2 separate regions of the Homo sapiens genome follow, and region 1 is linked to region 2. The links are chromatin contacts, found by Hi-C in ENCODE. All regions are on one chromosome and are shown on one strand. The core of a region is the stretch at or near the end of the contact, and the rest is flanking DNA. Distances in the headings are between cores, read along the strand shown. Region 1 overlaps LOC107985855 (a long non-coding RNA gene). Region 2 has its middle 47 kb from the start of DDX1.

What was found. A loop is a pair of places that touch in the nucleus more often than their neighbours do. Pooled maps may share reads with other maps.
Region 1: a pooled map shows a loop between it and region 2 (3-fold over the local background). The contact joins two enhancer-like sites. A Hi-C loop is called at or near these places in 1 of 168 maps with a recorded cell type or tissue (Caco-2) and 3 of 50 pooled maps.

The regions. Positions count from the first base shown.
Region 1 is chr2:16,405,995-16,408,816 of GRCh38, reverse strand. The region is part of intron 2 of LOC107985855 (a long non-coding RNA gene); the gene reads right to left. Among named protein-coding and RNA genes, the nearest start is that of CYRIA, 260 kb to the left of the region's middle. Within about 2 kb of position 1,321, at least 2 of the 41 ENCODE cell types and tissues checked have a DNase peak (open chromatin) inside an H3K27ac peak, as active enhancers do.
Region 2 is chr2:15,637,356-15,640,222 of GRCh38, reverse strand. No RefSeq gene overlaps it. Among named protein-coding and RNA genes, the nearest start is that of DDX1, 47 kb to the right of the region's middle. Within about 2 kb of position 1,347, at least 2 of the 41 ENCODE cell types and tissues checked have a DNase peak (open chromatin) inside an H3K27ac peak, as active enhancers do.

The sequences.
Region 1 (2,822 bases), core at 72-2,571, 770 kb before region 2:
CATTTCTCTTCCCTCCTAAGAACATTCCTATGCCATGGGTACAGAGCCAAGGGACCATCTCTAATGTTTCTTATGGCAGAGACCATTTCTGCTCAGCAAATATTTCATGTGCTCCCCTACATTTTCCAGTTTCCCTTGTGATTAGAATAGGGTCATATTCACAGTTTTGGTCAGAATGAATGGAAGTAATTTATATCACTTGTGGCTGAAGCTATCCCAGGAATGTATGCCTCTTACTAGGTTGTCAAAATCTTGGATGAATAGTCCTCACATCATGGCCACAAGATGGAGTAAGGATGCTCACCCTCATCTGATGTCACCTGAGTGAGCTGAGTGAGGAATAACTCTTCTTGTGTTAAGCTATTTCAATTGGGGGTGGGGGGGGGGGTTGACTCTTGGGACAGCTAAAACTAATTATCCTGATGATCTATCCTCCAACTTAGACCCAAGGAGGAGCATGTTTTGAAAATATTCTCTTCTACCGTGTATGTAAATATTTCAAGAAAATGCTCCTTTGTGAAAAAATTTTAGGACATGGTTATGTCTGCTTCTGTGAACAAAAACTACCAAGAGAATACTTCACATCTTTTATATATCAAAGTCTCAAGCTCCTTGGGCTGCAATTCTATCAACAAATGTTACAAATACACTTGGATTCTTGATCTCATAACACAATATAAATACACACTGGTGAGATCTTCTTCAGTGCTTTCGCAGTGCTAAATACCAGTGATGAAAGCAAAAATATGGTTTTCTGTAACCAGATGCTCTACATGGAAAGAATGATATTGCTTAATCGTTTCATTAATGCCTTCTTTTCTTTGTCCTGGAAAATGCTGTTTTGTCTCTTCTTTTGATGTCCTTCCCCAGCATGTTTGCTATAAGACGACTCTAACCCTTCCTCTGATCTGCTTTCCTAACAAGGATTGCAGAAGAATTCTGTGCAGATGCTGAAAGGCAATATAGAAAGAGGAGGTGGTCTTTGAAGCCCTGTGCCAGAAGTGACCACATATCCCCAAAGCAGCATCGGGAGCCACAGCAAACATTTACTTAGCACCCACCTTATGTCAGGCACTTTGCTAAGAGCTTTATCCCTTGCCCCCATAGCAACTCTACAAATTGGGCCTGCTATCACCATTGTAAGAGAGGACACTGAGTCTCAGAGAGGCTTAAAAACGAAGAGCTGTCACACTCCAAAGCCGTGCCTTTTCCATGACATCATGGGCCTTCCATTCAGATGCCGTTGCCACTAGCCAGATGCCTCCAAGACATCTGGCTGTTGGCCAGTCTAAGAAGGGAGCAGGGCGGGGACAGGAGCTAGCCCCTTGAGCACCTACTAAGTGCCGGGACTGTGCTAAGTAAGGCTTTCCCCAGCTCAACCTGTTGCCTAACCTTGCGCCTGGGGATCGGATGACTCGGGGCCTCCTTCCAGGTCACACGCGCCTCCTTTATTAATGTGATAGCTGCCACTGCACTTCTTTTTAGTGAAATATTTTGGGCCACTCAGTCAGTTGTTTGGGTTCAATGAGAAATTGATGCCTCTTTATTCAAAGCTCTGTCAGGAGCTTGGAAAACATCATGCTACTTTGAAAAATGAGGGTTTTTTAAGATTAAAAAAAAAGCCCTGATGATTTAAGAACTTCTCTGGTTGCCAGTTGGCCCCACTCCTCCTCTGGGAGCCAATCAGGAGCGACCATGGTAATAAAAGAGTCCCTCTCCCCCTTCCTGGCTGCTTTCAAGAGTGATTAGTGGAGGGGATTCATAGGCCTTGGTTTTGTGTTGTTTTGTTTTGGGGGGGGGGTTCTTTTTTCCTTGCACTTGGAGAATAAGTTAATTATGATTGGTTAAAATTTGTGTGTTTTTGCTTTTATCCCTGAACCACAATTAGAGCTCCTGACAGCCTCCTGGCCCTCAGAAATTCCAGCTGGTATAATAATTGATAACCGTGGTTATGAATAGATTGGAAACAAGACTGTGAAAGAATGCCTAGCCACTTCAGAGGGTCATTTATAGCGTGCTGAAGGGAAAAGAGAATTTCAGGCCTGGAAAGCTTAGAAACAGAACGAGTTTTTATCAGTTTCCTTGACACTGGCAGATCAAAGCCTGGGTTGCGCTCTCTAAGGGTTACAGATAATGGGGTGGCCGCTAATTCATTCTGCTGCTGGAGCTGAGGCCTATTCAGAAGGGTAAACCAGGGAGTTTTCATGGTGCTGCTTTGTAGTCTTTATCACAGGACCAATGCAAGAATCACCTTTTTATTTTAATGAGACATTTGAAAAGTATTTGATTCCCTCTGGCTAGGGGCTCTTTCTCCCGGCTGAGACAGTAAGAAAGGATTGCCCAATGGAGCTGGATTCTCTGAAAGCAATAGTATCTGCATTCTACCCACCTGCCCCCCTTGTCAGTTTAATAATTTCAGTGCAGGCAAAAGCTGGGCACGTGGGAAAGGAACAGAATTTCAGAGAATATCCTGAAAACAGAATATTTTCACTTGCTTTTTTTCTAACAATGAGGTTGTCCGCAGAGATGCAAGTTCGATCCCAACTCCACCGTTCTCTGTGTACAACTTTGGGAGTAGATTTATATCCTTTCCTAAAGCTCCTCTTCCTCATCTGTGAAATGGAAATAATGACAACAAGCCTGTCATGTTGCTGCAATGTTCAATGCAGTACTGTATCTAAAGCACTCAAGTATCTAAAGAAGACATCTTCGGTAAGCATTTTGTGATTGAAAGAATGAATGAGTTGTCTCCATCAAGCCTCACAAAACTCCCTTAACTGTAGTGAGTAGATATTTTTAATACTATAAACATGTGTTAAGCA
Region 2 (2,867 bases), core at 98-2,597:
TTTGGTCAAGGTTTTCTTGAAGAAGCCAAAACCTGTATTTTCCCATTGAAAACCATCCTGGTCTTCTATCCTGTCCTGGATAGGACCATGGAATAATGATTCCTGCTCAGGGTTAAAAGTCATTAGGTGTTTTTCTGTTTTGGGTCTCAGTATCCACAGAGGAACTTTCATTTCTTCCAGGTTAAGTTGATAGACCCTCCCATTTTATGAAAAGCTAATCATAATATTTGTTGTACACCCACTGTGCACACTGTAGGGAGAGAAAAAGGACATCCAGAAACCCTTCACCGAAGCAGAATTTAACCCACCTGGAAACAGAGAGTGGGAAAAAAAGTCATACAGCAGTTTTTAAAAATTAAGAGCTGCAGGCTGGACACAGTGGCTCACACCTGTAATCCCAACACTTTGAGAGGCCAAGGCAGGAGAATCGCTTGAGCTCCCAGGAGTTTGAGACCAGCCTAGACAACATAGAGAGACCCTGTCTCTACCAAAAATTTTAAAAGTTAGTCTGGGTGTGGTGGCGTGCACCTGTAGTCCTAGCTACTTGGGAGGCTGAGGTGGGAGGGTCACTTGAGCCCAGGAAGTCCAGGCTGCAATAAGCCACGATCGCACCACTGCACTCCGGTCTGAGCAACAGAGTGAGACGCCATCTCAAAAAAAAAAGAAAAAGAAAAAGAAAAACGAAAAAATTTAAAAGCTGCATCATAAAGTATAAGGACGAGACAAAGGGTGATGTACTAGAGGCCTTCCTGGAGAGAGAGCAACAGAGCAGAAATACAGGCTCTGGGGCCTGAAAAACTCAACCTAGGGCCAGGCGTGGTGGTCCACACCTGTAATCCCAATACTTTGGGAAGCTGAGGAGGATGGATCGCCTGAGGTCAGGAGTTCGAGACCAGCCTGGCCAACACAGTGAAACCCCATCTCCACTAAAAATACAAAAAAGTTAGCTGGGCATGGTGGCACATGACTGTAATCCCAGCTACTCGGGAGGCTGAGGCAGGAGAATAGCTTGAACCCGGGAAGCGGAGGTTGCAGTGAGCCAAGATCATGCCATTGCACTTTAGCCTGGGCAACAAGAGCAAAACTCTGTCTCAAAAACAAACAAACAAACAGACAACAAAAAAAACCTCAACCTGGGGTACTTAGACTTCACTATTCTGGGCCTTGGATTCCTTATCTGCAAAAAATGATAGCATTGGCTCTTACATGAGGCAAAATACAAAATAGCTGGCTCATGGCTGGTATTCAAAAGCATGATGTTCTCATGCCCCCACAAGAGAGGTGGCAGTGACTCAGGTCCCTAAGGATGGGTGGAATTTTGACAGGCAAGAGAAGGCAGGACTTTGAGCAGCCTTCTTTGAGGCAGGTCTTTAAGCAGCAGGACTGAGCAGGGAGTAGTGGACAAGTGCCTGGATTCTAATTCTGGCTCCACTGCTTCCTAGTCACATGATCTTCAGCAAATCACTAATTTCTTGGTGCATCAGTTTCCTTATCTATGAAAATGGGAACACCAGTAAAATTTGTCTTCTGGGGTTGGTGTGAGGATTGAGTTAGGATGGGTAAACACTTAGAACAGTACCTGATATAGTGAAGGGTCATAAATTTTATCCATTGTTATATATGGAGGGGAATAAGGAGTCCAGATTTGATATGATTTGAGGAGTATGGGAAATAGGACTAGGAAGGTTGGGACTAGATTTTAGAGGGCCCTAAGTGCCCAAATTAGTCTGGACTTAAACACAATCAAGGCCCATCACAGGCTCTTGAATGGGGGTTGACATGGATTAATAACAACTCTTAAATGGTAAAGGCCAAATGGGCTCCTGTCATAGGTATAAATTATACCAGAAGAGGCTGCTCTTGAACAGTGACTAAGCCTTCTCCTGCTCCCACCCAAGAAGCTATTCTTTGGAGAAAAGCAGAAGGCAGAAGGACAGATCAGGTCTGGCTGTTTTTCCACTTAGTATCTCTTAATCCAAAATCCCAAATCTCCCTGTTTGGCTAGCAGGGACATTGTGGAAGACTATCACTTGGGGTGTCCAATCATCACTTATGGTTTTCAAATAAGTAGCCATGAGCTACTATTTGAAGTCATGAGGTTCATTATTTGGTCTGTCTAAGCCCACACATCCTGCCCTCACCCCCACCCAAACCCAACCCCAAGCAGGCAAAGTCAGTTGAAGACCATTCCACAAATCTCCAACATGCTCTTGAAGGGCAACGCCGTAATGCCTAGGATCCACTGTGTAAGTGGCAGAAAGACTAGCAGGCAGCAGTGACTTGTTGACATGATACTTCACCTGATTTCATTCAATCTGGGCTTTCAGAGACAGGCAGAATCAAAGGAAATGACTGAGAAAAAGCATTCCGAGTTCTGGAGATGTTAATGAGCATAGCAATTAGCATAAAGGCAATTTTGACATGTGTGGAAGTTCTTTGTACATAGAAGTCCCCAGTGCTGAGCCCAGGAGCAAGCTGGTGTGGTGGATGTGCAAGTGCTTTGTGACAGGAGAACACACTGGAGCACAAACTGCACGGGGCCAACTCACAGAAAAATAAAACCCTCATGCTCATTTCTTGGCCTTCAGGATCCAGAAAAAAAGACCACAGCCTCTGTCAAATGTAATGGGAAATAATTCCTTTGAATCTGTGATTTGCTCAGATGAAAAAAAAAGGGAGTCGGGTAATCCTTAAGTGACCCCAAGTGGTAAAAATACACCAGCACAGTGTTCTTTGTGGGTATTCCTGTGACACTGGCGCCACCTGGTGCACTCAACTGGGAAATAATGAATCACAACCCCATGAAGGCTGGCGTTGAGGGGCCCCATGCATTTGCGTTATTTTGTAAGTAAGTATTCTCTTGGTGC